Regions from separate parts of the Homo sapiens genome. Here region 2 is linked to region 1. A link is a loop called in an ENCODE intact Hi-C map of the cell type or tissue named here. Cell type or tissue: Caco-2. All regions are shown on one strand. Links, peaks and the distances in the headings refer to the core of each region. The heading gives the core; the rest is flanking DNA. Region 1 holds the start of LOC124904259 (a long non-coding RNA gene). Region 2 has its middle 39 kb from the start of LINC01900.

Region 1 (5,280 bases), core at 255-5,254:
GATCCTTGAGAGGTTTCTGTGCCTTGAGGTTTTGCTCCCAACCCCTAGTCCTTTGTCTTAGTCAGTTTCAGCTGATTTAACAGAGTTATCCCATACACTGGGTGGCTTACAAACTACAGAAATTTATTTCTCACAGTTCTGGCCACTGGAAAATCTGAGATCAAGGTGCCAGCAGATTCGGGGTCTAGGGAGGGCCTGCTTCCTGGCCCACATCTGGCCGCCTTCTCACTGGATTCTCACATGGTAGGAAGTACTCTCTGGGCCCCTTTTCTTTTCTTTTTTTGTTGAGAGGGAGTCTTGCTCTGTCACCCAGGCTGGAGTGCGGTGGCGCGGCCTGGGCTCACTGCATCCTCTGCCTTCTGGTTTCAAGCGGTTCTCCTGCTGCAGCTGGGATTACAGGCGCCCGCCACCACGCCTGGCTGATTTTTTGTATTTTAGTACAGACCGAGTTTCACCGTGTTGCCCAGGTTGGTCTCGAGCTCCTGAGCTCAGGCAATCCGCCCCTCTCGGCCTCCCAAAGTGCTACGATTACAGGCGTTAGCCACTGCTCCCAGCCACTGGGCCCCTTTTGTAAGGGCACTGATCCCATTCATGACCAAATCACCTCCCAAAGGTCCCACTTCCTAATACCATCACATTGGGGATTAGGATTTCAACATACAAACTTTGGGGAGACACAAGCATTCAGTTCATTGCATTGCATTGCCCCAAGGTCTCACCGCCTCCATAGGAAAGCAATTGGCAAGCGGTTGTGTGGGGCGGTGCTGCGAAATGGCAAGTTTTCTCTGTGCGCAAGGCACAGGTCTACGGGCTCAGGCTCCGTTCCACAGTCAGACTTCTCCCTGCTCCACTTGGCTCTGTGGCTGCTGACAAGCTCTGTCCACTGGCACCAGCTCCGGCCTCAGAAGTTGTTAACGCTGTTGGGGTGTCCTTTATGAGAAGCGTGAGCTACCGCAGGCCCAGGAGGCCCAGTGGTCAATCAGCCGCGTTCTCCTTCCAGGGAGGGGATGCCCAGCCATGCTCCCTACTCCTTGCACGGACTGAATGCACCAATTCTTTCCTAGCTGCTCACCCATCAGCCCCCCAACCCATAGAGCTCTTGAAGGCAGTGATTGGGTCTTACCTATTTATTTGTTTGTTTTTATTTTGTTGTTATTGTTGGTTTTTGGGCTTTATTTATTATTATTATTTTTTTAGACAGAGTTTTACTCTGTTGCCCAGGCTGGAATGCAGTGGCTCAATCTCGGCTCACTGTAACCTCCGCCTCCTGGGTTCAAGCAATTCTCTTGCCTCGGCCTCCCGAGTAGCTGGGATTACAGGTGCATGCCACCATGCCCGGCTAATTTTTGTATTTTTAGTAGAGATGGGGTTTTGCCATGTTGGCCAGGCTGGTCTCAAACTCCTGACCTCAGGTGATCTGCCAGCCTCGGCCTCCCAAAGTGCTGGGATTACAGGCATAACCCACCACACCCGGGCCATAGGAGGTTTTAATTAGTACACCAGTTTGGTAGAAAATTTTGTATTTTTAGTAGAGATGGGGTTTCGCCATGTTGGTCAGCTTGGTCTCGAATTCCTGACTTCAAGTTATCTGCCCGCCTAGGCCTCCCAAAGTGCTGGGATTAGAGGCGTGAATCAGTGCGCCTGGCCTGTGTCTGATTTATTTCTGCATCCCTGTATTTAACCAAGGGTGAGTGTTTAAGAGATGTTTGTTGCATGAAGTGATGCTCAGTGGCCATTTGCATCTGTAAAAAACAAAACAAAACAAAACACTTGCCTTTCTTTCTTTCTTTTTTTTTTGAGATGGAGTTTTACTTTTGTTGCCCAGGCCGGAGTGCAGTGGCATGATCTCGGCTTATTTCAACCTCTGCTTCCCGGGTTCAAGTGATTCTCCTGCCTCAGCCTCAGCTGGGATTACAGGTGCCCACCACCATGCCTGGCTAAATTTTTGTATTTTTAGTAGAAACGAGGTTTCACCATGTTGGCCAGGCTGGTCTTGAACTCCTGACCTCAGGTGATCCACCCACCTCGGCCTTCCAAAGTGCTGGGATTACAGGCGTAAGCCACTGCGCCCGGTCAGCACTTGCCTTTCACATCAATCATTTTTAATGAAGCAGTCATTGAGCCCATCCTATGAGTGGGTGCCAGAGTAGTACTAGACATGCAGTCCCCACTCTCAAGGAACTTCCGGTTAACTAATATGACAAATAGAATTGGATAACTTAATCAAAGTGTGCTGACCAGTGCTGGCCTCACGGGGACTAGACCTTCATCTTCATCAGAGGCACATTGGGAAAAAACCAATGCATGAAAGTCATGTTGGATGTTGTGGCCATTGATAAAGTACAGTTAGCATTAGGTACAGTGCAGGTGAAAAATAATGGTTGGTCTAGCCATTCAGTGCCTAGTTGTGTTATATCCTTTGTGTATCTCAAAGCATTTTTTGTGCAGGGGAGAAAAAGACTCAGAGCTTTCAAATCAAAGAACTTGGCATCTCAGACAGTTTCCCAATGTCTCCCCTTGGTTATGAAGACAACTTCTTGTCTCCTGAGTCCTTCTCTGTTAACAATCTTCAAGAAATTGTCTAAACGAGTTGCCTGGGATGTGGGCGTGATGGCTTGGGGGGGTATGTGAGTTTATGTCCTCCTAAATGGACTGCCCTTGACAAGAGATGCATTGTGTGACACCAGCAGCTAAACTTGTAAAACGTGTTCGAAGCTCAAAATGTATCATGTTTTACCTGAGAAAATAAGCGATGGTATGACATGTGTTGGAGAAGGCACCCTGCTGCCTCTGCAAAATAGTACAGTGGAGAGCGAATTCTGTCCATGCCTTGCCAGCTTTCAGGAGGGAGATGCAGGCAGGGGGTTCTTTGTTTGCTCAGCACCTCACGCCAGGCCATGCCCGTGACAGCCCAAAACGCAACTGTGAATAGAAAGTCTATCACAAGGGTTCTCAAATACGAAAGTCGAGTTGGAACAAAGAGCAGGCACCAGCCAGTCTTCCTCTGTTAAAGATTATCCAACGCGTCACCTGGGTGCCAACGTTCCCATAAATCCCAGCAGCTATAAGCAGCTCTGTCTCACCTAGTGTAACTGAATGGCGTTGAAACCCTGCCGGGGACCTCGTGGCATTCCATGAAACGACCTCATCACAGGGGAATGAACTTTATCTTGAAGGCTGTAAGTGTGTTTGCTTGAAAGATGATTTACCACGCTCAACAATGACCAAATTTCCTAAATTAAACCTGATCCTCATGTTATAACTCTGAATTTCACAATCTCATCAAGAGGAATAGATCAGCTAGGGAAGTGTAAATCTCTCTGGGATGGCCTTTCAGTGAATCGGAAGGCTGATTCCCAGTTGGGCAGAAGCAAAGGCAGGAGGGTTTCACACTGGGGACAAGCAGAAAGCAGTGCCTGTCAGAGTAACAGGTTGAGGGAAGCTCCCTCCCAAACTCTGCTCCATCTTCCTCCCTCTAGGTCCTAATTTTTTGTCTGTTTTTCTTTTAGGAAGTGAGGCTTTCAAGGGTTCATGATTTGTGATAGAGAACATTAGCACCCCTTTCTCCCCCTTCTTTTTTTCTCACTTTGTTGCCCAGGCTGGAGTGTAGTGGCACGATCTTGGCTCACTGCAACCTCTGCCTCCCAGGTTCAAGCAATTCTCCTGCCTCAGCCTCCCAAGTAGCTGAGACTACAGGCACGCACCACCACACCCAGCTAATTTTTGTATTTTTAGTAGAGATGGGGTTTCATCATGTTGGCCAGGCTGGTCTTGAACTCCTGACCTCATGAACCACCTGCCTCGGCCTCCCAAAGTGCTGGGATTACAGATGTGAGCCACCATGCCCAGCCCCTCTTCTCCCTTTTCTAGGCCAGTAGGAGAAGCCACTCACTGTGGGCAGCAACTGCACGGACCTCTTAGAGTGGCCAGAGCCCTCCCCAGCTCCGTCTTCCTTACTCTCTTTGCTCAGTCCCCAGTGGCTTCCAAACATACAGCCTGGTTCTGAGAGGAGAACGGCCCACATCCCTTGCTGAAATTTCTCCCCTTTGCTCTAATTTCTCCAGGGCACTTACAATCCTGTTAAAGGATAGGGACTAATCCATGGAAACCATTTGGGAACACATAGAAGACAATAGAGTTCAAAAGAGGTCAGGAGGCAGGGTGCGACATATTCTGAAAGACTGTACAGAAGGTAATCTTTGAGACTCCAGCAGTGAGTATGGCTTGGACAGGTAAAGAGAAGGCATTTTAGATGAGGGACATGTCATGCCGTAGATAGATGGCAGGTACACGCTAGTTTTCTAGACCTCGATCTTTTGTGCTGTTTTGTTGAAACTTGTGCCAGAGCTGCGTGGTTTAAAAGTAAGGGTTGGGCACGGTGGCTCACTCCAATAATTCCAGCACTTTGGGAGGCCGAGGCCGGCAGATCACTTGAGTCCAGGAGTTTGAAACCAGCCTAGCCAACATAGTGGAACCCTGTCTTTACTAAAAATACAAAAAATTAGCCGGATCTGGTGGTGCATGCCTGTAATTCCAGCTACTCGAGAGGCTGAGAGAGGAGAATCGCTTGAACCTGGGAGGTGGAGGTTGCAGTGAGCCAAGATTGCACCACTGCACTCCAGCCTGGGTAACAGAGGGAGACTCTGTCTCGAAAAAATTTATATTTATATAATAAAATAAAAGGCCAGGTGCAGTGGCTCACGACTGTAATCCCAGCACTATGGAGGCGGGTGGATCACTTGAAGTTGGGAGTTTGAGACCAGCCTGACCAATGTGGAGAAACCCCATCTCTACTAAAAATATAAAATTAGCTGGGCGTGGTGGCGCATGCCTATAATCCCAGCTACTCTGGAGGCTGAGGCAGGAGAATCACTTGAATCCGGGAGGTGGAGGTTGCAGTGAGCTGAGATCGTGCCACTGCACTCCAGCCTGGGCAACAAGAGCAAAACTCCATCTCTAAATAAATAAATAAATAAATAGAAATAAAAGTAGTATCAGGCCAGGTGTGATGGCTCATGCCTGTAATTCCAACACTTTGGGAGGCCAAGGTGGGAGGATTGCTTGAGGCCGGGAGTTTGAGACCAGCCTGAGCAACATAGGGAGACCTCATCTCTACAAAATCAGCTGGGCATGGTGGTGCGCACCTGCTGTCCCAGCTACTCAGGAGGCTCAGGCAGGAAGATCCTTGAGCCCAGGAGTTTGAGGCTGCAGTGAGCTATGATTATGCCACTGCACACCAGCCTGGGCAACACAGCTGGACCCTGCCTCAAAAAATAAAAG
Region 2 (5,459 bases), core at 312-5,311, 64 kb before region 1:
GGAATCCAATTCTTTAAAACTGGATCGCGCCACTGTGCTCCAGCCTGGCAACAGAGCGAGACTCTGTCTCAAAAAATAAAAAAATAAAAAAAAAGTATGGATTTCAGCTGGCTGTGGTGGCTCAAGCCTGTACTCTCAACACTTTGAAAGGCCGAGGTCACCTGAGGTCAGGAGTTCGAGACCAATCTGGCCAACATGATGAAACCCCATCTCTTCTAAAAATGCAAAAAAAAATTAGCTGGGTGTGGGGGCATGCATCTGTAATCCCAGCTACTGGGGAGGCTGAGGCAGAAGAATCATTTGAACCCAGGAGGTGGAGGTTGCAGTGGATCTGAAATTGTGCCACTGCACTCCAGCCTGGGTGACAGAGCAAGACTCCATCTAAAAAAAAAAAAAAATCTTTGAATTTCTCCCCCTGCCTCCTTCCTGCCTCTTCCTTCCTCCCAGATCTCAAATCCTAGTGATCAAATTACTCATACCCCTCAGTTCTTCATTGTTTGTGTAAGGCCTCTGTCTTCACATTGGTGAAGCATGGTAGTGGAGACAAAAGAAACCAAACAAACTAACAAACAAATCAATATCTCATTACAGAAACCAACACTATGAAACCAATGAACTTGATGCTGTGCAAGAGAGCAAAGGGGGTGGGTTGGGGAAGTATTTAGATAGGACAGCCAGGGAGGGCCTCTCTGAAGAAATACCATTGACCTTCAGACTTGAAAAGGAGTTGGCCCTTTGAAAGAGGAAGAAAGCATGTTTGAAGAACAGAGAGGAAGCCAGTGAGGCTGGAGTGTAGTTGACAGGGAAGAGTGTGGCTCCGACGAGCCTGTGGAGAGGTGGGCAGGGGCTCAGCTACACAGGGGCTTTTAAGGCCGCTGAGAACTTGAGCTTTTATCTGAAGTGCAATGGAAAGCCACTGGCAGTGGTGGTGGGGTGGTGGGTAGGGTGGTTAAGTGGGGGAGTGACATTGCTTCTATAGTCATAGTTTTAAAAGTATCCCTGCACATGAGGCATGCAAAGCACATTGCGGGGTGCAGGTAAGAGTTGAAGTCAGGGAAACAGGGGGGATCTTGCAGCAGTTCAGGTGGGAGATGATGGTAGCTCTGACTGAGCAGGGGTGAAGCAGTGAAGATGGGGAGAAATGGATGCAGTCGGGATTTATTTTGTACTTTATTTTTTTAATTTTTAATTTTATTAATTTATTTTTATTTGTAAAGATGGGGTCTCACTATGTTGCCCAGGCTGCTCTTGAACTCCTGATCTCAAGTGATCCTCCCAAAGTGCTGGCCTCAGCCTCTCAAAGTACTGGGATTATAGGCGTGAGCCACCGCAGCTGGCAAGGATTTATTTTGGAGGTAGACCAAGCAGGATTTGGGATGGACTGGATGTGAGGAGTGAGGGAGAGGAACAGAGGAATTTATAGACAGCATGCATGTGAACCTGTAATCATCTCCCCAGACCCCTGCAACTAACATCTGAGATATTGGTTTCTTTACACTGTACTCTGAGACGGCTGTCCTAGCGTAGCATCCACATGCATCTGTGCTGAGGGGGTGGCGGCTCTCTGAAGTTCTTAGACAGGAAGTGGGATTTTTGAAAAGAGGCCTACACTTGTTTCAGGCCATTTCTCCCAGGTTGTGGGAAAAAAAAGTGACAATAGTTAAAATGAAGATGATAATTAATAATAACAATTATAGCTAACACTTGCTGAGCTCTTATTATGAGCCGGGCACCCACAGCCACGCTATGAGAGGCCAAGTATCTTGCCCTAAGTCACACGGGTAGCAAGGCGACAAGGCAGGACAGCCCCCAGGTGGCCTGGCCCTAGAATCTGCTGTTTTTACCACCGTGCTATTAAGCTGGCTCTGAATGTAGGCAGATGCCCTTTGTTGGGCATTGCCATCCAGCATACTTTTTGGATGCAGAACCAGTAAGGTGTAGTTCAGGTACAAGCAGCGTTTGAGAAAGAGTTTAGGATTTTAGAACCTTCGTTTTTTTTTATGGAGTTTCGCTCTGTCACCCAGGCTGGAGTACAGTGGCACGATCTCGGCTCACTGGAACCTCCACCTCCTGGGTTCAAGCAATTCTCCTGCCTCAGCCTCCTGAGTAGCTGGGACTAGAGTTGCGCACTACCACTTATTAGAGACAGGGCTTCATCATGTTGGCCAGGCTGGTCTCGAACTCCTGACCCCAAGCCGTCCACCCGCCTTGGTCTCCCAAATTGTTGGGATTACAGGTGTGAGCCACTGCTCCCGGCCCTAGAACCAAAACAACCATCATGCTAACACCAAGCAAACAATAAAAACTTGAAAATGTGAAAAGGGCCTATGCTGGCCAGGCCTAAGAAGTGAGGATGTCTGTGACAGGCCTGAGGTCACCACTGGCTCTTCTTGAGCTGGGTAGGTCACTTAGCCCATCGCTGTAACTTTGGCTCGGGCACTTCTCCTGCCTGGGACTGAGAGGAGTCAGCTCCTAAACCTCCTCGCTGGGAGCTAATGATTAACTGGCTCTATCTCTGCCCCTCCTGCGCCTTCCTCTCTACCCATACTCAGACACAGGACAGTCTGGGCCACCACCAACCTTGGACACCACCAATCTATGGCAAGGCTATACGTTTTTAATTACAAGGAGATACCTTTATCTCTGGCCAGATGTTTTCTCCATTAATTTACACCTTCTCTTATCTTTTGCATCTATTGTCTCCCTGTGACGAACGTCCATCCAGCATGTGCCTGTGCTGCCACTGCCTCTGCAGGCCCCTGTCCCTCGGCTGACCCCTCGGGGGCCTCATTTATCTCCCTGCTGGCCCTCCTTATGCCTGACCCTGTCCAGGCTCGCTTTGATCTGTCCCTTGCTCCTCTCTGCCTTCACCTAGAGTTCTCCTTTCTCCTTTTCAGGCAACGTCCCTGCCCATTCCAGGAATTCTCCTGACTCCAGGGCATGGTGTTTCTGGGAGCTGGGCCTCTTTGTCCCTCCAAGAGGACAGGAAAGCAAGCAGGGGAAGTGGCCGTTTGCATAGCCAGAGGAATGGGACTAGAGAAAACAGACAGGGCGGGTCTCCTGGGTTCCCAATCAAAGGAAAAGAGGGTCAGAGCAGGGAGGCAGGAGGCCAGGGGCTCTGCAGGGTTGGCTCTATTTAACTTACTCCTTCTGCAAGCAGTCACTTATGAGGTGCCTACTGTGTGCAAGGTGTGGCATGACGGGGCTGAGATACAAATTTGGAGACCTGGTCTGATGGCTGGCTAACCCCTCCCTGACCCTGGACACTGCAATGAGCTGAGGCCGGGGAAGAGACTTGGCCTTGGCAGGTGGAAAGCTGCCTGGGCACCCACGTGGTGGCCCTTGGTGGGGGCAACTGGAGCAGGAGGGAGTTGACATGTAAAGGAGCCAGCACCAGATGCCCGGCTCTGTCTGGTTAAGGCAGATGTTTTCTTTTCTGTTTTTCTTTTTGTTTGATACAGAGTCTTGCTTTGTCACCCAGGCTGGAGTGCAGTGGCGCAATCTCGGCTTACTGCAACCCCTACCTCCTGGATTCAAGCGATTCTCCTGCCTCAGCCTCCTGAGTAGCTGAGATTACAGGTGTGTGCCACCATGACTGGCTAATTTTTATATTTTTAGTAGAGACGGGGTTTCACTACGTTGACCAGGCTGGTCTCGAACTCCTGACCTCAAGTGATTCACCTGCCTCGGCCTCCCAAAGTGCTAGGATTACAGGTGTGAGCCACTGCACCCGGCCTGGGCCGACATTTTCTAACTTGGTTCTGACTTGGCCTGAGGTAGCCCTCCAACACTTCTGTTAACCTGCCTGTTTTCAGCCTGCTGCTAAGCATAACTGTTGAAACCCACAGAGATTTCTGTGTCTCCTTTTTTCTCTAGGTGTCTCTTCAGGCTGGAATTTCTCCCCAAAATGCTAGCACTGGGCTGGTCCTGGGCATTCTGCCATCTACAGCAAATAGAAAAGGAAAATGTGTCCTTACTGTCGCCACCAATGTTTGCTGTGGCCCTTGGGGGAAGGGTGGGCCCCAGCGGCTGCCGGACACACCTGCTGGATAGAGGGAGGAGTCCAGCGCTCAGGTGGGAGCCATCCAGGTGGCCTGGGAAGGCCAAGCGCCAGACCCCCTTGCTGGTGCATGAGGAAAGACAGGCACTACCAAGGCTTCCGAGGACTGCCAGGCAGCTTTGCACGGCATCCCAGGTCTCATTTGCAGGGAAAAAGCTTGAGAATAAAAAAACAAAAATCAAAACTGAACTCTGGAAAGATACATACACAATTGTCACCAGTGGATGCCTTAGAGGAGGTTGACGGAGTGGGTGGGAGGCGGTGCAGTCCTTTGAGAGGACTTTGGCTCTTGTTTTGTGTGAACAGGGGGACGTGGGGAGGTTTTGAGCAGAGGAGTACACTGTCTGTCTTGAATTAACTTTTTTCTTTTTCTTTCTTTTTTTTCTTTTCTTTTCTTTTTTTTTTCTTTTCTTTTTTTTTTTTTTTCCAAGGGAGACAGGGTCTCTCTCTATTGTCCAGGAGTGCAGTGGTGTGATCATGGCTCACTGCAGCCTCGAACTCCCGGGCTCAGGTGATCCTCCCATCTCAGCCTCCCAAGTAGCTGGGACTGCAGGCGTGCACCACCATGCTTGACTAGTTTTTGTATTTTTTGTAGGGATGAGGTTTTGCCTTGTTGCCCAGGCTGGTCTCGAAGTCCTGGGCTCAAGTGATCCGCCTGCCTTGGCCTCCCAAAGTGCTGGGATTACAGGCGTGAGCCACCGCGCCTGGCCTGATTTGACTTTTAAAAGAACTACTCTGGCTGTTGTTGGAGAACAGAGTGAGGGGGAGAGGGGTGGAAGTGGGAAGACCATTGCCCTAATGTAGGAGGGGGATGGTGGCACGGACCAGGCAATTCCCATGGCAGTGGTGGTGAGAAGGGGTCAGTTTCTGGGTGTGTGTATATATGTATATGACAGAGTCTTGCTCAGTCAGCCAGGCTGAAGTGCAGTGGTGCGATCATGGCTCACTGCAGCCTCGATCTGGGGTATATTTTAGGGAGTAGAGTTGACAGGCTTTTCTGATGAATGGGATGTGGCATGTGAAAGAAAAAGGGAAAGAAGTCGGGGATGACTCCAAGGACTTTGGCTTGAGCAACTGCAAGAATGGAGCTGCCATTTGCTGAGAAGACAAAGATGTGAAATCCTCTCCTTTGCCTGGCCTGTATTCCCTCCTGAATATACGGGAATAGAAGCCATGGAAGGAAAGGAGTTGCCTTGGGTGCCTGGCATCAGTCCTCCCACATTGTCAACAAACCATGTGGAAGGAATGGAAAAAAGGGAAAAAGAAAAGGAGAGCAAATATTTGCCTAAAGCTATCTGAGCAGCTCTTGGGCTTCCAAGGGCCAAGTGGTCTCTACAGTTTGGGAAAGTGGGTCAAAGAAGTGTTGGGGTCGTCACGAGTGCCATGATTCCTGTGGATT

What was found. A loop is a pair of places that touch in the nucleus more often than their neighbours do. Peaks named below come from ENCODE experiments on the same cell type or tissue, not always from the same donor. Only the 100,000 strongest peaks of a DNase experiment are listed, where the experiment ranks them.
Region 2: a loop joins it to region 1, with 8 times the contacts of the local background. A loop is called at or near these places in 7 of 110 quality-filtered maps.

What each region holds. Positions count from the first base shown.
Region 1 is chr18:22,081,733-22,087,012 of GRCh38, forward strand. LOC124904259 (a long non-coding RNA gene) reads left to right here and starts at 3,077. Exons shown (of 2, transcript XR_007066304.1): 1 at 3,077-3,179. RefSeq lists an enhancer at 2,816-3,110. In Caco-2, for the core only: no CTCF peak of the experiment used is centred there; a DNase peak (open chromatin) is centred at 3,079; H3K4me3 peaks cover 278 bases.
Region 2 is chr18:22,017,848-22,023,306 of GRCh38, forward strand. No RefSeq gene overlaps it. Among named protein-coding and RNA genes, the nearest start is that of LINC01900, 39 kb to the left of the region's middle. In Caco-2, for the core only: no CTCF peak of the experiment used is centred there; DNase peaks (open chromatin) are centred at 737, 2,504, 2,824 and 4,054.